Linked DNA regions of Homo sapiens: all the other regions are linked to region 5. The links are chromatin contacts, found by Hi-C or POLR2A ChIA-PET in ENCODE. All regions are on one chromosome and are shown on one strand. Each heading gives the region's core, a stretch centred on a gene start or an enhancer-like site at or near the end of the contact. The rest is flanking DNA. Distances are from core to core; before and after follow the strand shown.

The links. Hi-C counts contacts between places; a loop is a spot of excess contacts on that map. ChIA-PET counts read pairs that join two places held with the same protein, here RNA polymerase II (POLR2A). Pooled maps may share reads with other maps.
Region 1: a loop to region 5 is called in a map of heart right ventricle, with 2.7 times the contacts of the local background. The contact joins two enhancer-like sites. A Hi-C loop is called at or near these places in 12 of 168 maps with a recorded cell type or tissue (A673, IMR-90, PC-3 and 7 more) and 10 of 50 pooled maps.
Region 2: a loop to region 5 is called in a map of heart left ventricle, with 2.7 times the contacts of the local background. The contact joins two enhancer-like sites. A Hi-C loop is called at or near these places in 4 of 168 maps with a recorded cell type or tissue (aorta, cardiac septum, heart left ventricle and 1 more) and 4 of 50 pooled maps.
Region 3: a loop to region 5 is called in a map of MCF 10A, with 2.7 times the contacts of the local background. The contact joins two enhancer-like sites. A Hi-C loop is called at or near these places in 3 of 168 maps with a recorded cell type or tissue (MCF 10A, PC-9 and cardiac septum) and 5 of 50 pooled maps. POLR2A ChIA-PET finds 5 or more read pairs at or near these places in 1 of 52 experiments (BJ).
Region 4: a loop to region 5 is called in a map of endothelial cell of umbilical vein, with 2.4 times the contacts of the local background. The contact joins two enhancer-like sites. A Hi-C loop is called at or near these places in 4 of 168 maps with a recorded cell type or tissue (IMR-90, PC-3, PC-9 and 1 more) and 4 of 50 pooled maps.
Region 6: a map of heart left ventricle shows a loop between it and region 5 (2.8-fold over the local background). The contact joins two enhancer-like sites. A Hi-C loop is called at or near these places in 3 of 168 maps with a recorded cell type or tissue (Right ventricle myocardium inferior, heart left ventricle and heart right ventricle) and 4 of 50 pooled maps.
Region 7: a loop to region 5 is called in a pooled map, with 2.0 times the contacts of the local background. The contact joins two enhancer-like sites. A Hi-C loop is called at or near these places in 4 of 168 maps with a recorded cell type or tissue (Caco-2, Calu3, PC-3 and 1 more) and 6 of 50 pooled maps.

Annotation. Positions count from the first base shown.
Region 1 is chr3:177,780,111-177,783,833 of GRCh38, forward strand. No RefSeq gene overlaps it. Among named protein-coding and RNA genes, the nearest start is that of LINC02015, 35 kb to the right of the region's middle. Within about 2 kb of position 1,626, at least 14 of the 41 ENCODE cell types and tissues checked have a DNase peak (open chromatin) inside an H3K27ac peak, as active enhancers do; they include heart right ventricle, where a contact is called at or near this core.
Region 2 is chr3:177,344,394-177,348,036 of GRCh38, forward strand. No RefSeq gene overlaps it. Among named protein-coding and RNA genes, the nearest start is that of LINC00501, 52 kb to the left of the region's middle. RefSeq lists enhancers at 138-657, 1,178-1,695. Within about 2 kb of position 1,403, at least 34 of the 41 ENCODE cell types and tissues checked have a DNase peak (open chromatin) inside an H3K27ac peak, as active enhancers do.
Region 3 is chr3:177,595,929-177,599,276 of GRCh38, forward strand. The region is part of intron 2 of LINC00578 (long intergenic non-protein coding RNA 578); the gene reads left to right. Among named protein-coding and RNA genes, the nearest start is that of LINC00578, 160 kb to the left of the region's middle. Within about 2 kb of position 1,708, at least 28 of the 41 ENCODE cell types and tissues checked have a DNase peak (open chromatin) inside an H3K27ac peak, as active enhancers do.
Region 4 is chr3:177,613,743-177,617,156 of GRCh38, forward strand. All of the region lies in intron 2 of LINC00578 (long intergenic non-protein coding RNA 578), which reads left to right. Among named protein-coding and RNA genes, the nearest start is that of LINC00578, 170 kb to the left of the region's middle. Within about 2 kb of position 1,454, at least 9 of the 41 ENCODE cell types and tissues checked have a DNase peak (open chromatin) inside an H3K27ac peak, as active enhancers do.
Region 5 is chr3:178,319,182-178,322,823 of GRCh38, forward strand. All of the region lies in intron 2 of LOC105374235 (a long non-coding RNA gene), which reads right to left. Among named protein-coding and RNA genes, the nearest start is that of LINC01014, 98 kb to the right of the region's middle. RefSeq lists a silencer at 786-986. Within about 2 kb of position 1,335, at least 6 of the 41 ENCODE cell types and tissues checked have a DNase peak (open chromatin) inside an H3K27ac peak, as active enhancers do; they include heart right ventricle and thyroid gland, where a contact is called at or near this core.
Region 6 is chr3:177,722,756-177,726,039 of GRCh38, forward strand. All of the region lies in intron 3 of LINC00578 (long intergenic non-protein coding RNA 578), which reads left to right. Among named protein-coding and RNA genes, the nearest start is that of LINC02015, 92 kb to the right of the region's middle. Within about 2 kb of position 1,381, at least 21 of the 41 ENCODE cell types and tissues checked have a DNase peak (open chromatin) inside an H3K27ac peak, as active enhancers do; they include heart right ventricle, where a contact is called at or near this core.
Region 7 is chr3:177,514,467-177,518,088 of GRCh38, forward strand. All of the region lies in intron 1 of LINC00578 (long intergenic non-protein coding RNA 578), which reads left to right. Among named protein-coding and RNA genes, the nearest start is that of LINC00578, 74 kb to the left of the region's middle. RefSeq lists an enhancer at 2,079-2,843. Within about 2 kb of position 1,970, at least 15 of the 41 ENCODE cell types and tissues checked have a DNase peak (open chromatin) inside an H3K27ac peak, as active enhancers do; they include thyroid gland, where a contact is called at or near this core.

The sequences.
Region 1 (3,723 bases), core at 376-2,875, 540 kb before region 5:
AAAAAAAAAGAAAGAAAGAAGGCTGCAGAAATGTCCCAGATTAAAGGAGACTAAAGAAAGATGACCAGTGCAATACCTGATTCTGCACTGAATCCTGTACTGGAGGAAAAAAATTATGATATAAAAGACATTTTTAGGCCAATTGGAAAAATTAGACTATGGACATAGTCTAGATTAAATAGATTGGATTAAAATTTTATGTTAATGTTAAGTTTCCTGAATTAGATAATTCTGCTGTGATTATGTAAGAGAATCTCTCTCAGGAAATACACATTGAATTATTTAAGGGTAAAGGGGCTTGATGTATTCAACTTCCATATGGCTTAGAAAAAACATATCATATATAATATCTTATGTATTTTAATATCTATTTATTAGATTATGTAATATGTGTTGTATAATATAAAATTTTATTTATGTAGATAGAGATGAGATGGAGAGTGCAAATGATAAAGCAAATAGGGTAAATATTAACAGATAAATCTGAGTAAATAGTATGTCAGTGTTCTTTGTACTATTCTTATTCTTGCCAATTTTTGTAAGTTTGAAATTATTTACAAGCAAAAGGCTTTTTAAAAAGGGAGTGAAAGAATGAGAGAGAGAGAGAGAGAGAGAGAGAGAATCTGTGTACCAGTGATGATTATTATAGTTCAAAATCTGACTATTTTACTAGCTGTGGGATCTTTAACAAGCTAATTGCTCTGTGCCTCAGTTTCCTTAACTGGAAAATTAAAATGATAGTACCTGCCCTATGGGGGCAGGTGTTTATCATAATTATGGTTCTAATTTTGTCTGTTGCCTAGGCTGGAGTGCAGTGGAACGATTTCGGCTCACTGCAGCCTTGACCTCCCAGGCTCCAGTGATCCTCTCACCTCAACCTCTGAAGTAGCTGGGACTACAGATGCTCACCACTACGCCTGGCTAATCTTTGCATTTTTTGTTGAGACAGGGTTTGCCATGTTGCCTGGGCTGGTCTGGAACTCCTGAGCTCAAGCAATTCACCCCAGCCTCTCAAAGTGCTGGGATTACAGGCATGCGCCACTGTGCCCAGCCCAGGCTGTTTATTATTGTTGACTCAAATGTCTTTATTTTGTTAAAGAGATACCTTAGCTGTGGGAGATAAATTAGGAACTAGGGTAAAGCTTGGGGTTTGAGGCACCTAGCAGGATCTGAGGCAGGTCTCTAGTTGACGACGGAATGTGCATGAGATACCGCTGGGAGGAGGATCATTCAGATCATTCATATCCCAAATTCAAAGATTTGGAGCTGCAGTCAGAGGCGATAGTGAAGAGTGAGCATGCATAAATACCCACTATGAATCCCGCAGAGCTGATGGTGACTCTGCTAATTATTCAGTAAGAGATTCTGAGACTCAGGAGCCTGGTGATTTTTCTAGAAAATAAAATTCAAGAGGACCAGAGTCTTTGGGTGAGGGGAGAGTGTTTCCCAATAATAAAAGCAGCAGCGAAAATAACAAATTTGATGCTTGGAAATAGGACAATTATAAATAAACCTGGTACAAGTTCTCCAAAAACAGAGATTGCCTTGTGAAAAATTCTGTCAGTTAGCAGGATGCTTAAATGACAGTATCAGGCAAGAGGAGAAGAATGTTGGCAGCGTGTGGGAGAGGTTGAAGGCCACTCCTGCCGTGCCTACGTTGGTTTCCTAATTTGGGTTGTTTCTCTCACAAGTTCCTTATTTGAAGACAGCTTGGACAGTGTTATGATTAGAAACATAATCCATTCCACATGTCCCTGGAAGCCTGAGAGGCCCAATTGCAAGGTTTTTAGGGATGAATGCCAAGGAGGCCCCCTGGAAATCTGTGACCCTGGAGCAAGTCACAGTTCATCTGGCCAGACTTGAATAGTGGCTCTTAGTGGGGGCCAGGGCAGGGTCTTGACAGACCTCCTTTACTTCTCCCCTCTGTTCTGATCTCCCTCATGACTGGGGGAGAGGGAGGAGGAGAAAGAGAGCTTGTTTGTGACCAAGGAGATGAGGCAGCAGGGAGGAGGGGCAGGTTTCTTGTGTCCTTTCTCTTTCTGCTGACTGCCCCGCTTCATCCCTGAACTTTTCAGCTGCTGTGTTATTTTTCTGCAATAGAACAACCCTAACCTCACCTCATCAGAGAGGTGTGCCGAGGAAGAGGCCCAGTCTTAAGCCGAAATTCGTCAGCTCTGCTACTTACTTGCTTAACCACTTTGAACCTGTTTTCTCAGCTGCAAAATGGGATAATTCCTTCCAGGGCCGTTGTGAGGGTTTTGAAAGGAGGTAATGTGCATTAAAAGTCTAGGACCAGGCCTGGCTTTGGAAGGTGCCCAGTGGATGGTCATCAGCATTATTCTGATTCTCGCCTGAGTAGAGGTGTGGCTCGCCCTCTCTAACTCAGTGTCTGGTGCTCCTAGGTCCTATCACAGCTCTGTAGTTATAAGTCCATCCTGAAAGTCCATCACCTGGATAGTATCTACTTACCCTTACCCCTTTTCTTTATGGCTTTAATGATACTAATGCTAAAACTTGCCTTTCCTTTAACCCTCTGGAATAGCAAGCCAAGCTGAACCTGCTCGTTTCTAACATAATTAATAGTCCGCATTTTGGTGGTAGGCCTCCGCTTAAATTATGTAGTTAAATCATACTCATACCTGATTTACACTTCTTGCTATAGCCATAGGAACAGCTTCACTTCTTTTTCTAGGAGTCAGACTGACCACTCCTGAGCCGATGAGAAACTCAAAGGTTTTTTCAGGGTTTATTACATCTGATGATTACGTATATATATATATATTCATTTTCAGATAAAACCAGATCTTGTTGAGATAGCTGTTTTCATGTTTCCCAGTTGAGCCTAAAGTCTTAATAGTTTGGGTGAATTATTTTTCATCTTCCTCTTACCCTATGCAACAATATGAAGCACTGTGAGTTTCTGTCTGATTTGAAATATGGATAAAATACCCTCTTATCAACTGCTAGTCAGAAGTGTAGCAACAAAAGAACTGGATTTAGAGTCAGAAGATCATTTGAGTCTTGGCTTCACCACTTACTAGTTCCACAATCTTAGTTGTAAATTCACCTCTCTGAGCCTCAATTTCATCTAGAAAATGGAGATAAAAATACCCTTGCCCATAGTAGTGTTGAGGATTAGAAATGGCAGCATAGAGGTGGCCATGGCAAACTGCAAAGTACATGACAATGTTCGTTTAATTTATTGTATTTATTGATTTTTCCACTGTGCAACTGAGGATTTTCAAAAGAAGGAGAAAACACAATTTTTGTCTTCAATGTGTGGCAATTTTAAAGTTAGATGCTAGGCCTTTTCTTATTTTGGCTTACCTTCTCTGCTGATAACTGTGGCTTAAAGCTTTACGCTTCTCTACTACTAATAATAGCATAGTAGTATCTGTCTCTTTTGAAAGGACAAATGAGCCAATAGCTAGAAGAACATTTTGTACTTCGGGGAGGAAATATGTCAGGGACATCTCAGGTAGCACTCTTATTGTTAGTATCATTCACCTGGATCATTTTTGTGCTGATACAATAACACCATCCCCACTCAAAGTGGAAAAAAATAAATTATTGATGGCTTTGCATACTCAAGCTGGGTTCCAGAAATGGCTTGTGAATAGCAAGGACTTGAGCTGAACTCTCCAAAGGAACAATGAGGGTGGTTGGAGTACAGTGGAAATGCGACCTCGGGGGATCAGTTTTCAGCTGCATTGTGGCCGAATT
Region 2 (3,643 bases), core at 153-2,652, 970 kb before region 5:
TTTTTTTGAGACAGAGTCTTGCTCTGTCGCCCTGGCTGGATTGCAGTGGTGCTATCTCGGCTCACTGCAAACTCCGCCTCCCGGGTTCACGCCATTCTCCTGCCTCAGCCTCCCAAGTAGCTGGGACTACAGACGGCCACAAGCACGCCCAGCTAATTTTTTGTATTTTTAGTAGAGATGGGGTTTCACCGTGTTAGCCAGGATGGTCTCGATCTCCTGACCTCGTGATCCGCCTGCCTTGGCCTCCCAAAGTGCTGGGATTACAGGCATGAGCCACCGCGCCCGGCCGCTGTGGCCTTTTCTTAGCCTAGGAAATCTGTACTGGGAGATCTGCCAGTTTCCTTGGCCTTAATCTTCTTCAGTTCTAACAAATGTTCCCATAGTGACAAGTTGTATTAGAGTTGACGTGGGCTGCTTTCTTCCCATTCTATTCTGTTCTATTCCATGTATCTATTTATTTATTCTGTTTTACATTTAAATCTCATAGTGCTAAAGCAAACTTCTCTTCTGAGAATGCCTATTAGGCAGTTAGAGAACTGACCAAGTGACTAAATATAACTTTAAGACCTGACTTTGCTTGAGCTCTTCACCGGTTATTTAAATCTATTTAGAATTTAGCTATTTGGTTCATCTGATGGGTTGACAATTGACTTAATAATAGTTATCCTTTGTCATAGGATTCTTCTTTTTCATGAAGTATTCTGAGAGTGAAATTGGGGATAATAGGGCACTTGAGAATGGGGTTAGGGAACTGTAGATACCTGCAAATTTGCAAAATGCTGACAAACAAAAGAATGCAAACTAAAAAAGAATGGAGGCGATTTAGAAAGTTACATTTCTTTGACTCAAAGATAAGGCTTTACCAAGGAAAGCAGAAGGGTGGAATGGTTTCCTGTTTAAGTACTGGCTGAATAGGGTAGTCTGTGTGCCGTTTGTGAGAATGTTTCCTAACAGGAGGAAGTCTGCAACGCACTGCAAAACCTAACCTGATCATACAGTATTTGATACCCTCGGACACAAATCCAGGCCTAGCCAAACCTCAGCGTAACTTTGGCTCCCAGCCAGTTTGATTCCTGTAATATTATTCAGTGTGAAACGCCATCGACCAATTTTATTATTTTTAGAGAATAGGACGTGAACTGATAGCCAAATGGTAAATAAAACCCCACTCCCCCATCCAGTTTGTTGTGTACTGGGAAGCACTGGGTGTGCTGAAGAAACGACAAACAGCAGGGGTTTGATTCTTAAAACGTTCCTGTACTCTAGGTTTTTGTGTCATTGTTGTTGTGTTCCTTATTTCCTTTTTGCCATCAATGGTGGCAGTTATTGGATAGGCCTTGGCCAGCGCTCCAGGGCTGCTGCTTTGCCCAGTGACTGTATCTTTCCTGTTAGCATGCTGATCATACTTGGAAACTATGAGTCAGTGAAATGCAGCCGCTAGCAGTGGGGGTGGGTAGATTACTAGGGAAAGTGCAGCCAAGACTTCCTGTACCAACTCAGGGCCATTATCTTTGGGGGAAGGTAGGAACTCACTATGGCAATAGGAACACCTACATTCACCTGGCATTTGCTGTGTACTACATTGATTTAGGGAGGGTATAGGGGCACAAATTAAAAAAAAAAAAAAAAGAAAGAATTAAACCTTCTTTTGTAGACACCAGGGTGGAGCTTTGAGAGTCATGTTATAATATCCCTGTTATTGACACCTTCAACTTGCTATTAGTTGCTGAGACTCATTAACTATTCACATTTGTCTGCCCTCATTCAACTCCTAGCAACTGCAGTTACAGTCCTATTTAAAATAATAGAGTAAGATTGGTAACATTACTGATTTAACAGGAAATTAGAAGACTTACATTCATAGAGCTTAGGTAATTGACACCAACAGCACTTTTCTTGTAATTTATGCACTATGATTGATTTCATTCCCCTGCTAGCCCTAAAAGAATCTCTGAAGCATATTCAGCCATCAGATTACTGTGCAAAGGAATTAAATGAGTATTACCCTGCTATCTATTTCAGAGCTGGTAAAAAGTTTCTAAGTGGTTTGGAGCTCAGGAGTCAGTCTAAAATTATAATGCTATTATAAAAGAGTTCAGCTTTAGAGCATTTCTTTGTAAGTGACAACTGTGGATTCACATGAAAAGGGCTTATTACTGAAAACGAGGACAAAACTACAAGTAGGTCATTTGTTTATGATTTTAAGCGTATTTTTTTGTAAGCTATATATGTATTCCCCGGCTTACCCTAAAATACACTCACTAACCTATAACAGTTGTGTTATAAATGATCCATTTCCAGATGTTTATTTAGTGTGGTATTTGGATCATAATATATCGCCACGCTTCATGCTTCTCACCCTCCACAATATAATTAACAATGCTGAGTGCAAGAAGTCTGATAAATGAGGAGGAAATATATTATTTAAGCCATGTATTCTACTCTGGAAATTTCATGAAACACTGGCAAAGAAGAGGTAGTAAATCTACAATGTTCAAATAAATCATTATTATTATTATTATTATTATTATTATTTTATTTTGCTATTTATTGAGCAGAGTAGGCATGGTCTGGGATCTACCTGCTTATTTCTCTAGTTTCATGTTCTCTTTTGTGGGGCTGGGTCTAAGGAAACCAGTCTACACCCATAGGATTCTAGGACTCTGGGGCTCCTTGCACACAGCTCACAAGGGGACATGCCCAGAAATGGCCAGGCTCCAGGTATCCTAGGAGGAACTGACCTAAGGTAAGTCCAGTTGTTGACCTAAGGCAGTAACAGGTGTTGGGTAAAGTGCTCCTGCAAAATATTTTTAATATTACAAAGAAGCAGAATAAAGATATGACAGCCATGTGTGAAAAAGTAAAATTCTGTGAAGATTAAGACAAGAGTAGGTTTAAGTACTTTCTTAGTTGCTATTCTGGGTAAAAATTCAGCTGACAGACTAGGATGAAAGCCTAGGTACGTCAATGATTCTTTGGATTCTTCTCAGTTAACTCAGTGCTTTCTTCATGTCAGTCTTCCACTCAGAGGTCATTGTCTTTTGTTTGTTTGTTTAACTTTAACAAAGTTTATACTTCGTATTTAGGAAAAAAATCAATCCTAAAGGGCTACTTTCAACATGGCGATATACATTATTTCAGTTAAATTCTTCGAACAACCATAATATCTATTGTATACACACACATTATCTTTGCTAATAACAGCAATGCAATGAATAACTACAATAGTGATTTAGCATCAGCTCATGTTTATATAGCACTGCACCAGCACATGCATCTATTTTTTTTCTTATGTACATCTCAAAAGATACCTATGAGGCAAACAGGACCAAAAAACACTTTTTGAGCCTCTGTGTGATCCAGGCACGGTTCCAGGGTTACCTCTTTAACAGTGCCAGTACTACAGAGTTGAGGGAGGTGGGGGGTGGAGCAGAATTTAAGGAGGCCTTCACTCTCAGGGTCATGCCAGCAGAGGGTTAGCACCTGAGACCTGCCTCCTTAAATTGTGCATCCTAGGCACTTTGCTTGAAGAGACCTTCTTGATGGTGGAGTCTTGGTTGTTCTCAGGAAGGGGATGTAGGTAGCTGGTGGACAGGGGCAGAAGAGAGATTTGTCTCTTTGTCCTTCCTCATCATTTGGATTG
Region 3 (3,348 bases), core at 458-2,957, 720 kb before region 5:
TCTTTTATTCTCATTTAGTTTATGTTTCTCTTACATATCTCTGCACTGATACATGCAACAAGCATTTTGTGAAATGTCAAACACCTCTACAAGTATTGCTTATGATGACTGTTGTAAGCTCCTTGAGGTCAGTGGCGCTAGAATACAATTTCTCTTATTAAACCGTAGTGACTGATCCCTGTGTTATGTCGATGAATAATTAAAGTAGCAATGATTTTGTCTATATCTCTAGAGATGAGGACCAATCATAACCCCACCTCCAATTTGGAGATTATTCTCAACTGTATTTGCATCTTTATGTAAACCCCTCCTATTAGCTTCATCAAGAGGTTTTATCCCCTCCTCTTGGCTTTCAAACCAACATGAATTTTCAGCTGAATATAGGGCAGATTTGCTGTTCAGTGTCAACTTGCTTGAGGTGGGACTGGGAGCAATTCACTTGCTGAAGGAGACTACAGTGAAGTCTTCCAGAAACTCTGGGGAACTGGTCACATTCACAGGTCACAGGCTCTGACTCAGACGTGGCTTTGTCTAGGTTGTGGACTGCTGGAGTCTTTCCAGGAAGAGAACACCTTCCTTTTATCTTAAAACCATGCTGTGATTGCCCCAACATATTCCTGACTGCCCAAACCTTGTTAACTAGGCGAGCCAGATAGAATTTGAGTGCATGCTCATTAAGCATAGATGCTTGGATATACACATATACGTACAGCAAGGAGTCATGCCAGGAAAAGGTGCCAGACCCCAGTGCTGTGGAATTATACTGGATTTCTGTGGCAAAAGCATCATGGAAGACCCTTTTGCAAGGGAGTGGGCTTTGCCAGAGTTTTCATGCAGAGTCATAAGGATATTCCCTTTTAGCATTTGGCACCAGTTATTTTACACCAACTTGTGAAGCACAGTGCCAAGTTCTATTGCCTGGAATCTCCTTAAAGGTTTACTCAGATGTTGAAAGAAGCATCCAAAGTCATATTTTCTGTTGTTTATTCTTTTGCTTTTTTTTTCTCTTTGCAAATGAAAACCAGAGGTGTAAGTGTTCCATCCCAAAGGAGGAAGATTGTATCAAAAGCTATACCTCCTTCTGCTCACTCATACAACTCCCATGCACATCCCTTGGCTTTAATCACACAGCTTTCCACGCTGCTGACTATGCCAGGGCAACTCTGTTCTGCATGTCTGTATTGCTTCAGGGCACATTTCAGACCAGAACTGGATGGACTCACCTGGCTGGGTAATTTAGACATTTGTGGTTTGCAATGTTCCAGTGTGCTCCAAGCTATCCCAGCTTACTGGTTTCTTCCCAGGAAGTGGGAGAAGACTTTATCCATTTGTTTTCTGACAAGAGACATTATGGCCATAATTTAAGCAGTTTTCCAGAAGTTTGGCAGCAGAGGGTTACAATCTAGCAGGATTCGGTATTGCCTAAGCAAATTTGAATTTGTACTCTGGCTCACTCAGCCCATTTTAAACCCAGCAGCCTGGGGAGAATGAATCCTTATGAAATCAATGCGGTGGCTTCAGTTTCCTGTGGATGGCTTCCAGAAATGCTCCAGACATTGCTGAATGCTCTAGGTAGACTCTCAGTGCTTCGACCAAGGCACATTCAGACAAGCCTTTTTTGATTCACTACATATATTTCTGTTTAGAAGCGGCAAGGCTGAACTGATGACCCTGCAACGCGGTTTTGTTTCCCTCTCATTATCTATCTGGCTTCACAGGAAGTGAATGCTTGGCTGGTGAAGACAAAAAAGCTGTTCTCCAGCCTCATGCTTCATGGCTGGAACATAGCCAGTTTAGGCTTGTGAAGAGTCCATTAAAAACACACGGAGGCAGTTGAGGGATGGGATCTGTGTATGTACAGGTCTTTCAAACGTAGGCAGCCTATGTTTGGCTTATGGGGCTTGGAGGAGAGGCCTTCTTTGATGTGATTCTTGGATCACATATTGATTAAAAAAAAAACAACCAGAAGTCTAATACCCACTGTAATGCATCCAGCAGACAACCTCTTAGCATCTCTATAGAGACCTTTCCTCCTTTACTGGGTCACACTTAGGGCACATTTAGCTCTCAGATAACCTTAAATAACCCACAGTTCATTTCCTGTTGACTTCGTGTATCCTCTACTTCCTGAAAGGTTTTCTTCTTTTTTTTCAGTTGCCACTCATCGTTAATATGACATTCTCCAGGTCTTCTCCGCACTTCAGAATTCTCTTCTGGGCTTTTGAATGTTCTTGTTTTTTTGCTGAATTGTTTTTCCTGGGTTTTCATCTTCTCTTACCCTGTTCACAGTGGAGAGGGGACTACATTTCACCCCTGCTGTCTCAGAATGTTTCTCATGCTTAACATTCTATTTTCCTACTGACTTGGACAAATTGCATTATAACCTTTGATCTGGCACAGTTCAATCACATTTTGGCTGGAAATGTTTTACACATTAAAATGATGAAGGATGACTTTATTTGCCAGACAAAAGATGTTTAAAATGGAAAAAAAGAAAAAAAAAACTCAAAAAGGTCTTTCTGGAGCTACTGTATGAAAAAGACTCTTGAATATGTAAAAGCTTTTGGAACACAGAAGGGAGTCAGTTGCTTCACTTTAGAGTCAGTTTAGCAAAGGACGGATTTGTGGTGACTTGTCACGGCCTTGAGATTTTTGAAAGCAGGTCTCTCCAGAAAGCCTGTCCTTAAAGACAGAGTGGCTTCTTTCCCCTTTGGCTAAGACTGACTGCCAAATTTCACCAGGTTGCATACCCAATGGTGGAAAGTGCCAGCTTCTTGGCTTTGCATAGGCAAATTCCTACCTCCCTATTTTCTCTCCAGTCAATGCAGCAGTCTGTTTATGCTGTGCAGACGGATACCCACCAGACAGGGTTTTCTGAACCTACTAGTCTATTTAGGATCCAGTTTTTTTTTTTTTTTACAGTGCTGCAGCCTAATTAAGCTTGGCGATATCATTAAACTTCTATTCAATTCGATTACATTTTAGTTCAAATGTTATTGATGCCATCCACATGCCAGGACTGTGTTAGGCATTGGGGTGGGTGGCGAGAAATGGTCCATACCCTCACGAAACTTAGCGCCTAGCTTAATTTTCTCATATTTATCAATTTGATCCTGACGAACTAGGACACCAATATATAATGCTAAAGACTAGATTTCTTCCATCCATACTAGTTGAGTTGTATAACATGAGTGTCTTAAAAACAAATTCAGGGCCATCTATTTTGCAATTGGATATGTAAAATAATTTGTACTATGGCTATTGTGGGAAATAGGATTCAATTAATGACTTGTGGGAACACTTTGCCAATAATCATGTATGAGAGACTTTTCCCCAACTGGTGGAAGC
Region 4 (3,414 bases), core at 204-2,703, 710 kb before region 5:
TCACACAGAACTGTCTATACTTTTACCATGGCAAATTGTATTAGAGCTGTTTAGGTTGCTCTGCCTGTTCCATTTTAAACTTTAGGAGGACAAGAGCTTTTTTGAGTCTGTCTCCCTCATCTTGGCCCCTCTGGGCCTATTTGCCAATGAAAGGGGTTTAGTCAATGTTGGATTTTCAGCACTGTTCCCAGGAGGTGTCAGGAGCAGGAGGATTCAGAATCATTTTGCCATAGTGGTAGCCTTCAAGGAGTTTATAGTAATGTTAAATAGAAGATTAATGTTAAAAGAGAAACTTTAGCAGATTAAACCTTTAAAGAGTTTATTTGGGCAGACAGCAATTCATGAATTGGACAGCTCTAGACTGGAAGTGGTTCAGGGCTTCAGCAGAGGTGGTTGATGGAAAAGCTTTTACAGGGTGAATGAGAAAGCAGAGCAAAGAAATTATTTGATTGGTTGAAGTTTGGAAAATTGCCCTATTTGGACTATCTTGGTGGGAAGTTCAAGACAATAATCAATGCCCAGTTGGCTATGTGATTGGTTGAGCTTAAGTTTCATTTCTTTTAAATTAGCCTCTTGCATGAAATGAGGCTGAGCTAGGTTTTAGTTTCCTTAGGTAGGAACCCAGGGTTCCTGTCTAATGGCTTCTCATTTTATTATTTCAATGTTAACTTGCATAAATATATAGCAGATAGTACACAACAAATAATTGCTGAAGTTTGTGATACATCTTATGAAAATGTAGGTAGAAAATAAGGTGCCCAGTGAATGCTGGGCCAGACTTAGATTTCAGTCTATAACTTGAGAGAGACCTTCCCATTGAAGATGGCAGCCCTAAGTGGTTGTTTATATGGACAATGTACTCTGTGCTTTAGTTTGCTCCTCTTTCAATTGAGGGGTTCAATTAAGGGATCCCCTTAATTTCCATGGCCATATGATTCAGAAGTGTCAACAATGGAATAATCTACTATGTATATAGTTTGTAGAAAATAGTTAGAATGCACATATTTTTTCATCTTTTTTTTCCCAACCTGCCTAGGTGAAAATCTAACTTGGACATACTTCTTTATAGCAACATCTCTATAGATACAAATGACAATTTAGATCCAATTTATCACTTACTCATGTTAACTAATGTTCACTCCAGTCAGCTATATTGAAAATATTAAAATAATTAAACAAATTTCTGGGAGTTTGTGATAATGGGATTTGACTGGTTCTTCCTTTGGTATTTTCTGTGATGTTTCTCCTTCATTTTATTGCCAAAGTCAGAGGGATTGTTATAGTATAGGCCTGAAGCCTGCTTTCAGGATCTGTGCAGAACCAACCAACCAAGAGAGCCTTTTATTTTGTCCCCCAGTTGACCTCCTTCCAGATATGCTGAGTCCATTTCCCTGAAATGACTGAGCGGGGAGAGGTAACTGCAGCTGTGTTTGGATACCTTCTTTCTCTCCCTTGGCTCCAGCCCAGGGAAACGCACACACTCTTTCACAATCACACAAACCACTTCATTATCATATTTTTGAGGATGTTGGCCAGGGGAAAGGGCAGACCAGTCAGTAGGCTGGAAAGTTAGAAATGTGTGTGTTTATTTTTCCCTCCCCTCTCCACTGTGCTATTGGAACTGGTATAGAAAGGGAATAGTCATTCACAGTTGCCCCTTTTCAGGAGGGTGAAGTTCAGAGGAAGAAATGTTTGCATAGACATTTGATAATCATAATAAAAAGACCATTAGAAGCTCATTGATTAAACAGTTACTGCAGATTTCAACTACAACTTAGAACTGTTTTTTTTGTTTTTGTTTTTGTTTTTTTTTTTTTTTTAGACAAGGTCTCTCTCTGTTTCCTAAACTGAGTGCAGTGGCATGATCATGGCTCATTGCAGCCTCAACCTCCTGGCCTCTTGGGCTCAAGCAATCCTCCTACCTCAGCTTCCCGAGTAGCTGGAAGCACAAGCATGTGCTACCATGCCTGGCTAATTTTTTAATTTTTTGTAGAGATGGGAGTCTCCCTATGTTGCCCAGGCTGGTCTTGAACTACTGGGCTCAAATGATCCTTCTGCCTCGGTCTCCCAAAATGTTGGGATTTATAGGCATGAGCCACTGCACCTCACTAGATACTTAGGTACTTTGGAAAGAGGAGCCCAGATGGGCAAATGTATTAAGGGTTTGTCATTTATGATTGGCACTAGAGCTGTATCACATAGTGTGGAAGAAAATTAAATTAATTCTCTCCCTGTAAATGTGCTTTGTAAAATTTTAATGTGCTATGTAAATAAGTTGGTAATGTTTTCAATGCATAAAGCTGTAGCTTAGATTCAATGAATGTTTATTTTTAACTTATGAAGTGAGATTGTAGCTCATTTTATGAAAGAGGCTAACAAACCTTTGGATGTATAAATTCTGATATATCTATTGAACAAGGTATATGTTTTATTCAATGATCCGATATTGGTGACCTACTATGTGAAAATTACTTGAATAATGATAGTGAATACTTTTATGATACTATGGTTTACATGCTGTTCTTACATGGCATTAATTTATTTTGCCTCTATGAATACTATCGGTTATCACCTCCTGCAGATGAGGAAACAAAGGTATGGTTGTCTTTGACTTGGTTTTAGCGATGGAATTATAGGTTTCAAAAAATAGCATGGGAGTGCAGAGGGAAATCTAGGAGGCAGGATCTGAGTTGTGAACATTAGGAAGTTGCTAGACAAATGCTACGGTTTGAACGTGTCCCCCAAAAGTTCATGTGTTGGAAATGTAATCTCAATGCAACAGTCTTGGAAGGTGGGGCCTCACAGGAGGTAATTAGGTCAGGAGGGCTCTATCCTCATGAATGGCTTAATATTGTTATTGCAGGAGTGGATTAGTTATTGCGAGAGTGGGTTTGTCGTAAAAGCAAGTTCTGCTGCATCACTGTCTTGCTCTTTCTCCCTCTCTGTCACATGCACTCTATGAGAAATACATTTCTTTTCTTTTCTTTTCTTTTTTTTTTTGAGATGGATCCTTCCTCTGTCGCCCAAGCTGGAGTGCAGTGGCCCGATCTCAGCTCACTGCAACCTCCACCTCCTGGGTTCAAACAATTCTCCTGCCTCAGCCTCCCAAATAGCTGGGATTACAGGCGCCCGCAACCATGCCCAGCTAATTTTTGTATTTTTAGTAAAGACAGGGTTTCACCATGTTCGCCAGGCTGATCTCAAACCCCTGACCTCAGGCGATCCACCCGCCTTGGCCTTCCAAAGTGCTGGGATTACAGGAGTGAGGCTCCGCGCCGGGCCTAATTTCTTTTCTTTATAAATTACCCAGTCTGTGGTATTCTGTTATACCAACACAAAATGGACAAAGATAACAAAGGAGGTAGGAAAGTACATTGAAATGATTCCACTGTCACAAACATTTCTAAATGCTTT
Region 5 (3,642 bases), core at 85-2,584:
TGATAACAGAGCTGTGGGATAAGCAAGGCATTGGTCATAAATGGAATGTTCTAGTCTGGTGTTCCTCATTTAGGTGCTTTTTGACCTTTGGTGGCTTCTGACATCATGAAATGAGATACAGTCGCTACCTGCTAAGGGACAGAGTGAAGAGGGATGAGAGGAAGTCTCAGTGATTCTCTGCTCAGGTGATTTGCAATACCAGAAGCCAGAAACTGAACTTTCCCAGGAATCTCTCTCTCACCTGCCTGTTTGCTTGATACACCATTACAGCTGCTCCATTACAGTTGCTCAAGAAGAAATGGCTGAAATGGAGCTGTTGCCTCTAGCTGACCAGAATTGGAATGCTCATGTGACCATCTGACCTTTTCTGACAGATAAGACACAGTAATAAAAATAAGAATATGCTTCTCATGTCTGAGTGCGATATAATTTGCATAGCATTTTCAGACACATTTCTGAAGGAGATCCTCCCTGTAGCCCTGGGTGGGAATTGGAATTCGGATGAGGTTTTTCTTTTCCATTTATTTATTTTATTTTATTTTTAGATGACAGAACTTAAGCCCATTGTGCTTCTGCGATTTTCCCAGATTAACACAGGTATTAAGTGGTTGAGTCATTTCCAAGCATTTTTGCACAATTAGCTATTTGTCCTGTCCCTGTCTCCCTGTCCCCAAACCAAAGCAACTTATGTTTATTCAAATGAGGTAGAGATCTAGATGACCTTCCAGGACCCTTCCAATGACACGTATCAGTCACCATATTAATAGCAATATATCTCTCAGAACTAGCCCAAGGATTTAGTAGATTTCCAGATTACTTTGGAAGGAGCAATAATTATAGTCTTTTAGTTGGAACCAGAGAATCACACTCCAAGAAGATTATAAATGGTCATAACTTATATATTTATTTCACTCTGTTGTGCCAAGAGCTAGCAGCTTACAATCCAATAGGGAAGATAGATATTAAATGAAGAAGTACACAATGCCTTAATTCCTACAGTGCTATTTAAAGGATGACAATACTCCCCTGGATACCAGCTAATATATGTCAAACTTCTTATCAATAAACAAATCACAGATTGTTAAGAGAAAATCATGGCAGAAAATAAAGCCAGTTTTGTAGATCATGATTTTCTCTATTGTGGAGTTGATAGAAAAAAAAAAGAGAGTCTGTAAACTACAGAAAAAAAAATATAGCTGAAAAAGTAACCCTGTGGTCTTCTTGCTAGTCACCACTTAAGGAAGTAGAGATTTTTCCAGACCCTTCTGTCACTCTGGGCAGGTGACTGACTTATAACTCAGGTGTGCATTTGCCTGCTTAAATCTGCCTCAGTTCCAAACAGCTTGCCATGCTCTATATATAGAGATGACTTCACCCTCTGTTGGAATGCAGCAGCTGTTCAGCAGTGCACACTGATATGCTTCAGAGACTTAGGCCATATCTAATTGAGCACTTCAATACTGCAGAGATAGGCGCCTTGGAAATATTTAGATAAAATACCTTTGGCCAGATGGAAGCCGGCCAGGATACCAGCATAAAATCTTCATCTCACAGGACTGCTAGTGAGCCTTGGCGGGGGGCTCCATGGAGGGAGGTGGCATCAGGAGAGATGCCAGTCTGTCCTATCCACCCCCTGCACTGTAAACATGACACAAAGAATAGTAGGAAATAGGAGAAATCAGAATTTTGTTGCTTCCTCCTTCTCCCCTTGGCAGACCAAACACAGCCTACCCTCTGTGAAAACAATCTGAATGTTAATGGTGCCTCCATGTCAGGAAGCTTCCCAGTTGTAATATTCCCCCACAGGACTGTCCCTTCCCCTAGAGGCCAGATTGCCAGCCCTGGAAATTGGTTGGCAGGTATAGAATCAATGGTACTTTTTAAACATTTATTTGCCTAGGATTCATTGCTAATCTTGCTAGGAGAAGCAACCAGCTATCACAGTTGGCTGGGAACTGGCCAGAAAGCACTTCTGGCTTTGCTACCCATGGTCCACATGACTCCAGCAAGCCTGTGTTGTGCTGGATCTCACTTTTCCCATCTGTAAACTTTAGAGATTGGCAGATTTAACTTCAATTTCTCTTCCAGCTCTAAAAGAACCTGTGTGTGTCTTTCACGACACAACTCCCTCTCCCATTCTTTTTTCTTAGAAGAAAAAGAAAAAAAAAGAAAAAACATTAGCAGATGATAATGAAAACATCTTGCATTTGCATGTAATCTATTGTTTAGATAAATATATCCACCTTTAAGCCAAAGTAAGTGCTATTATTTTCATTTAGAAGAATCAACAGAAACACAGAGAAAATGAGTGGTTTGCCCAAATCAAGCAATTAGAAAGTACATTTGAACTGGGTCTCTGTCTTATCAATGATGAAGGGATCATTTACACAGTAATGCAATTGCCTATCTGGATGTGTCATTTATATGGACTCAGAAAAAATATCGAGGTTAGGAATAATAAGTATCTAGCTTTGGGTCTTATCTATGCTTGGATTTAGGGGTTTGGAAATAAAACACACAGTCTGGCCCTCCAGGTTCACAGTGCAGTAGGGGCACTGGCCTAGTTAACCAATGCTTGCCTGCCATACAATGTGGTAAAACACTGAATAGGACATCAAATTTATACTTGGAGCTTTAGAGGGCTGAAGTCAGGGGAGGCTTTGCAGAAATGTGTATGTGCTACCCAGGCAGAAAAGGATAGTGGAGCAGGGGGCAGACAGTGAAGAAAGTGCTAGGGAGGTTCTACAAACAAATAGTGTGTGAGTGACTGGAGTTTAGAATGCTTGTCATAAATACTGGGCCTTTCACATAGCAAGATACACAACAATCGAATATTTGAACATCCAGGTGGAAAAGTTTATTGGCAGCTGGATATGAGAGTCTGACGCTCAGGGTTGAGGATGAGGTGTAAATACAAAAGCCATTGAGCCTCAATTTTTTATTGCATTTTTCTCTCTCCATTTCGAATATTTTAGTTTCTCTGAAGTGACTGAAAACACAGCAGTGCAAATGACAACCATTTCTAGACAGAGTCACTAGGGTGTCTGCAGTTTGAAGAAAGAAAGCTTTGTGAAATGTTGTATCTTTGAGCTAGGAGTTTGTCTATCTGCAATTATTGCTTTAAGGACATAAGTATAAGTTAGACAATTATGATCTAGAGGAAGGAGGATAGGGAAGAGAGTAAGAAACAAGGGAAACAAAGTTAAGGTGGAGCAAAGCCCACCTAGTGAGTGCTCAATAAGTTTTACAGAAATGCAGAAGTGAATGTAATCGTTTGTTCCTAATAAGTAGTGCCCAACAAGTTTCACAGAAGCTCAGAAGAGACTCAGGGGTCAGGTGTTGCTGTTCCATTGTTTTTAAATGAAGTGTTTGCTCAAGGTACTTCTAGAAATTTATTTTTAAGGCTTAACACTATCAGAAAACATTTCAAAAAGTGGTAAAAATTACAATTACTTTTTTAAATATAAGAAAAAACCTTTCAAAGTAGAGAAAATATTACGGTTGACCATTCCACTGCTCTAAACCAAAAATGAAGTTATAAAGCTTCTCAGTAACCTGTGTTTCACATCCCACACATCACCCAGTAAACTATTTTCTGAAGAAACAGGAGAATATTACAGAATAAAAAACCTTAGAAATGTG
Region 6 (3,284 bases), core at 131-2,630, 600 kb before region 5:
AGGACTCCCTTCTGTAAGCAAAACTAGTTAGCATCAGCATACAACAGATGAATTTAGACATCTGCAAAAATAACTCTATCTTAGAGGACTGTTAGTAAATAAGTTATTGAAGAAGGCTTAGGGAATATGCGGGTCCAATTAAGATTACCATAGTATATCTTCAGAAATTATAGGTAACTAAAGAAACTGCAGTATGATCAATGGAGATGTAACTTGTCTATCTGAAGTAATTTTGAATCGTATTTCTTTATCTATGATGCCTGCCTTCTACCCTAGATTTTTAAGCTCCTTCATGACAAAGGCATAACTCTATTGTCTTTGTTTTAAAACCAACTTCTAGCATGGGGCATAGGAATGTTTTAAATGCTCTCCTAGATGATTCTGATATGCCTACATGTTGACTATAATACTAGTTGAAGAGATATTTATTATTAGAGACACTGCAAACTGTAGCAATATATTTTTTTCATTCAGCAATTATTTACTGAAGGCTTTCTATGTACCAAGCACTAAACAGGTAACCAAAAAGTATGGAATAAATATAATATACAGCCACTTTTCTCAGAATGCTTACTATCTAGTCGAGGAAACAAACATACCTAAAACAATTGGGACCAAACACAAGCTGTGTATACTTAGCTCCTGAATGGAGTGGAGTAATTATATATTATATAAACATTCAGTGAAGTGGAATCAGTTCAGGCTTGCTTGAGTAGACAAGGCAGATTTTCTCAGAATAATTTTTTCTTTTTTCAAATATAATATTCTGGATGTTTAAGAACATTCTTACTTGCTAGATCCAGGTCTCTTTGTCCTCATTTTTGAGATGAATTAGTGGAGAATATGAAAACTAGTTTATTCAGAACACTTGGTGTTAAATATTTCTAACGGTGTTTCAATAATAAATTTACCATCCTCGTCAATGTCTGGAAGTTCTCTTCTTGGCAATTAATTTTTTTCAGCCAAAAGAGCATATCTGATAGCATTATTATTATTTTACTAAATATGAAAATATGAGGGATATCTTACATTTAAAACTAATTGCTTAAAGTGTTTTTTTGAGACATGTAACTTTTTAATACGCTTTTAAGGGGTTTTTGCTATCTATCTATCTATCTATCTATCTATCTATCTATCTATCTATGTATCTATCTATCTATGTATCTACCTACCTATCCATCTATCTATCTGTCAGAAAACCAAGAAATAATTTTGTTTGGGGTAGTAACAGTTAAAGACCAAATAGCGTTCCAGATCAGAAATGTAAGCCAATCTCTCTTCCTGCCCGTATTATCCACTTCCTTCCTGAAATATCATTTGTAAGGCCTGTACACTTGCTCAACGGCCCTTGCCTTCTCTGGCAACTGTAGCTGGAGGACTTTTAAAATAGAAGCAGGGCGCAGCACGTCTTGTCCAAGGAACAGCAGTGTCTGCACTTAGTGCTTGATGCCCCAAGCAGCTGTCTAAGTTGCTTGCCCCCAAACTGCCTTTGGATAGAAGTAAACAAAAGTGGATATCCAATGGAGCATATTTAAAACTGACCTCTGAGGCTATTTTAAGCAGATTGTAATTTTGCAAAAGGCATGGCCCTATTCCAAATGTTTATTTAGTGTTGAACAGTCTCCAATTGGCTGGTTGCTCCACTTTTTTGATGGTGTTAAAGACATTAAGAAAGATGCCAATAATAGATGCTGGATTTGCACTCGACCAGGGGCCCAGCAATTCATTTTGTTGAGTGCCAGATGAAACATTCACTTCAGGGAGAGAGAGGCAAGTAAATCTGGTGATATGGAAACTGGTTTTTATGGCAACCACTATTACCTCCACCCCTCACACCCCAACAGGAAACTCGTTTTGTGAAGATCTTTCCTATGGCCTTCTAAGTTCCTGCCAACATAATTCTTTTTCATAGAATAAATACTATGTGCAAAGCAGTTGGCTAAATTTTAGCATATAGCCTCCTTGTGTCCTTATAACAACTGTAAGAAGCAGATAATATTCCTCTCAATTTAGAGATGAGGAAACTGCAGTGCAGAGGCCTCCAACTATGAGGTTGAAATGAAGATATGACCCAAGGTCTCTTGGGTTCCAGAAGTTGCTTTCATTTTATTTCATGAAATATCCATGTGAATAGAATTCCCCTTCCTCCATGTATGTATTTGTGATGCAGTAATTCTTTTTCTATCTACTTATCCCTGATATGAATTTTGGCACCAGGATGTGACAAAATGAGTACCTGGGGTTGAATCTTATATTTTTTAAAGCAAACGGTAGCAATTTATTGTGCAAAAGGAAGAGCCCTTCTGAAGAATGTACATGTGAATATATTTCCCTATGTGTATTTAGAACAAAAAAAACCTCAACAACAACAACACCACCACCACCCCAAAAAAACCAAACCCTGGCTTTGCATATCATTTCGCCTTAATCCACTTGCCTTTGTGCTCCAAATGTCAATTTGCTTCTAGAAAAAACTTCTCCAAATAGAACCTTGGATTGAAAGAGCCATGGGTTAAATTACTGGCACAGTTGACTACTAAAATTAGTCCCTGTGTGGAGAAGGAAGATTTCTCCAGCCTTGCTCCTTAACCCAGTTTTGTCTAACTTCCTCTTCTCCTCTTCCCTTTTTATCTAAGGTGGTTGGGTCTCTTTCCCTGAGGGAAGTGAATAGTCATTTCTGACACAGCTCCCTGGCCCTTCTGTCCCTAATATCTAGAGCTACCTCCAAAGGCAAATTATTGTAAATGAAAATACCAAGTGTTCCTGTACTTACAAGTCACATCCTTCTCTCTGTAGTCATCTTGGAATTACTTTTACAGCCACAAAGTTCTGCCTCAATGCAAATCTTTTCCTCTCAGCAGCACTTTTAGTAACTTGAAGAATCGCTGAAGGTAGAGAGACATTTTAGGAGATCTAGATTCTAATTAACTTTTCCTCTAATTAACTCTGTCTTCATTCCTTTGTGAATGCAACGGAGACTCTTGAAGATAAAGAGACATGAGGAGGATGGCAGCAGCCCAAGTCCAAGAAGCTCACAGACTCCTCTTTTACAGGATTGTAAAGGAAAAAATCATCATAGGAATATGGGCAGTGTGAGGGAGAAGGGGAGAAGTGATTTTTTAAAAAGGTAAACTGGGTGTTGTCTTTTTCTACAGCACCAAATAATTCCTTTGTAAACCAGTGAATACGTTTTCTCAGTATCTCCGTGTGCCTTCTTTTCTTTGGCATTAAGGGTTCACCATGGGATAGATGATGATTAAGCTTTCAAGTGCTGAAAATCATCT
Region 7 (3,622 bases), core at 720-3,219, 800 kb before region 5:
GTATGTTTAGAAGAGGCACTCTGCATTCAGTCCTACCGCCCTTCCCAATTGCCTATGAAACAAGAAAGTCTATTCATGTTGCTATCTGCTGTTTAAAGAACATTCATGTGTCTCAGGCTGGTGTAGTCCAAATATGATGCGGTAGGAAGGTGTTAGCAAAATTCAAGATCCTAAGGAGACATTTCTGGTGGGATAACAACAGTCTGACGAGGAGCTACATTTCCTGTCTTAGCATGATTTATATTGTTCCTTGCCCCCACGATGCGGAACAAGAATAACATTTTTACAAGAGACCTATATTTCTGCACAAAGAAGGGTGAGGGTGGGTGGCGTGAGAATCTCCTTGGTGATGCTTTGTCTGGAAATTCCTCCTTCTTATTTGGCAACTTAGAGAAACTGGGAGGCAGGGATGTTGAGAGAAATATGACAGGGTAAGACCATTTGGGGCCCAGCAGATGTGCTCAATTGAAGTAGGACATTGCAACCCATGAGGTCAGTGACCTTGTAGCTATGCAGCCAGGGCATAGTTCCCTAGAGAATGACAAAGGCTTGAGATCTGTCCTTTAAGGATGGATGGTCAAAGGTGAAATGCAGCCTGGAGAATCCAGACTGGGAGTGCCACAGGAAGGGAGCACTATGGGTCAGCAAGGCCTGGGAGACAATGTGCTTGCCTGGAACCGGAGCTCAGCACAGGTAGATGCAGTGTATAAAGTGCGAGAGACAATCAGAGGAGGTGTGAGTTTCCCTCGGAGGATAGCAAGGAGGGGCTCTTTCAGCAGTATAAAGCAATGTATGAACTGTACAGGCAAAGAGACAAAGACAGATGGAATATACAAAAATATAACCCGTAAATAGCAACAGTGGTGGCAGGAACAACTAGAACAGTCAGCTCCATGCATTGGAAACTGAGCTTAAATAAATTCGGAAGGAATAAACTATTAGAAACATGGACTCCAGAGAAAAGATGGTGCAAAAAAACCCAAAAAACCAAAACCAAAACAAAAAAACCCCCCACAGAATAGATTATGTCTTAGCTTTATAATAGAATACTATGAAGTCATTGTAAAGAATACATAGATTTATTTGCTTTCCTATGAATGTCAGATATATACTAAGTGAAAACATTATGTCCCAGACAGTGTACTCTGATCAATTTGTGGGAAAAAACTGTATATATACATAGGTATGTGCATGAATATGTTTGTGTTTATATGCATTTATGTCTGTAATATTTTTCTATGCATATTTACATGTATGTGATATATGGCACATTTTTAGAAGTTTTTGTAAATCTTCTAGTAGTTTTAGGAAACAATTCAGAGAGGGTCAAGTTGAGATGGGGGAAAGATTAGAAGAGAATATGAAAACAGAAACTTTAACTTTATCTCCTTGTACACCGTTGGCATTTTTTTCTTTTTACACTAAGTGTATATTACTTTAGTAATGATAACAATGATGATGACGATGGCAATGGGCAACAATAAATCACAAAGCAGAACTAGTGTGTATGTGGCAACTTTGTTTCTGTTCTCATTAAAGGAAGCTAGAATAATTTAACAATTGCTTAGTGAGTGACCAGTAATTCACCTAGCTGTGTGTTACTCATTGAAATGTGCTATAGAGGGGACAAAATTAAAATCTGAGGATACTTAGGTATGCTATACCGTGTTTTCATCCCTCAGTGAATCCTTTCATGTCCAAAGTTCTGAGTGTACCCTCTCAGTCAGCACAACCAGAAATTCTTTGGCTGAGCTGACACTGGCTAACCTTGCTGCCGCGATGCACGTGTCCAGGTCGGGCCTGTTGATTCCGGCTGGGGTGTCTCTAGTCACAGAGGTTCCGGCCACACAGCTGGTGCCAGAACAAGGGTCTGGCTCTTCTGTTAATCAGCCTTACTGAAATGAGCTGCAAACACAACCGAATGCTTGAGCTGACCTATGATCCTTCTGATTCAGGAATGTCTCATTTAATGCATCAACGGGCTTGAGTCTCCCCTTCCAGTGTGGGAGAACATGAACTACTTACATATCTTCTTAGGCCGGAAGGAGGGAGGCATTTCTCAAAAGCTATTCCTGAATGTCTTCCTCTTGTGATTTTAAGGGAGGAGGAGGCTTGTGGGGGTGGGGGATGGATAACATTCTTCAGTTTCTGGCTGGGATGCCAGCCCAAAAATCTTTTATTTTTTTTTTCTGCACCATATGGATACAGGAAAAATATAAAGGATGTGTTCTTTGCCCTTGAGGAATTTATAATCTGGTTGGGGGGCAGCCAAACTGCTGCTGGGTAGCCTCAGATCGGGTGCAGCATGAGCTGGTGAGAGGCCGTGTGTGCTGTCCCAGCAGGCCCCAGCTGTTCCCTTTTCTCGGGGTCTCGGCCTGAGCTCCGCCTGGGGCTGCAGGTCAGTGGGCTGCAGGCAGGCACTGTCTCATTTCTTTTGTTTCATAGCATTGGTTTTGGCCACAGTCAGGAATTTTTCAAACTAAAAGCTTCTGGTGAACAGTCTCTGGTTCAAGTTCACAAGCCACATCATTAATCATGAATAAATGGTTGTAGAACACCCTTTCTCTTGCCAGGGAAAATACAGAGAGTTATAAACACACAAACAAATAAACACACAGCGCCCCCAACTAGAAAATTGATACCTTCTGTGGCCAGGGCATTTTCAGAATTGGAAGACTTTAGACACCACCAGGTTAAGCCCTGTCATTTCAGTTTAGGGACAGAGAAGTAAAGGCCCATGTTCCATCGATGAGAGATAATCTATTAAATAGCCCATATTTTCTGACTCCTCAACCAGTATTTTTTCCCATGGTAGAATTTGAGAATGCCTGTTAATGTGGACTGAGTTCATGTCATTCCACTGTATGTAAAATGAGAGGAGATGAATTTCTAAGTGATAGCTTCGTTTTTACTTTTTGATTAGGTGACTACCTAAAGGCAACATGAGCAGTAAGAAAATAAAAGTTTTTTTTTTTGTTTCGAGACAGAGTCTTGCTCTGTCTCCAGGCTGGACTGCAGTGGCACGATCTCCACTCCCTGCAACCTCCGCCTCCCGGGTTCAAGTGATTCCCCTGCCTCCTGAGTAGCTGGGACTATAGGTGCGCGCCACCACACCTGGCTAATTTTTTGTATTTTAGTAGAGACAGGGTTTCACCATGTTGACCAGGATGGTCTTGATCTCCTGACCTTGTGATCTGCCCGACTTGGCCTCCCGAAGTGCTGGGATTACAGGAGTGAGCCACCATGCCCAGCCAAAAAATTTTTTTTTGAGAAGGAGTCTTACTCACTGTCACCTAGGTTGAAGTGCAGTGGAGACATTTCAGCTCACTGCAACCTCCACCTCCTGGGTTCAAGCGATTCTCCTGCCTCAGCTTCCCAAGTGGCTGGGATTACAGACACGCCACCACGCCCGGCTAATTTTTGTATTAGAAAATGAAAAGTTAATTTATCTAATTGGGTTTTTGTCTCTGTCAGGTATGAGAACAGAGTAAAGATGGGCTGGGATGGGGAGAGAGAAGGGCCTGGGTCTGCAGATTAGATGGCCCATCAGAGCAAGTTAGGGGCTGAGGTGGGTTTATAGCAGAAGCAAGAGAGATAACATCTAAGTGAAGGTGGGAAAGAG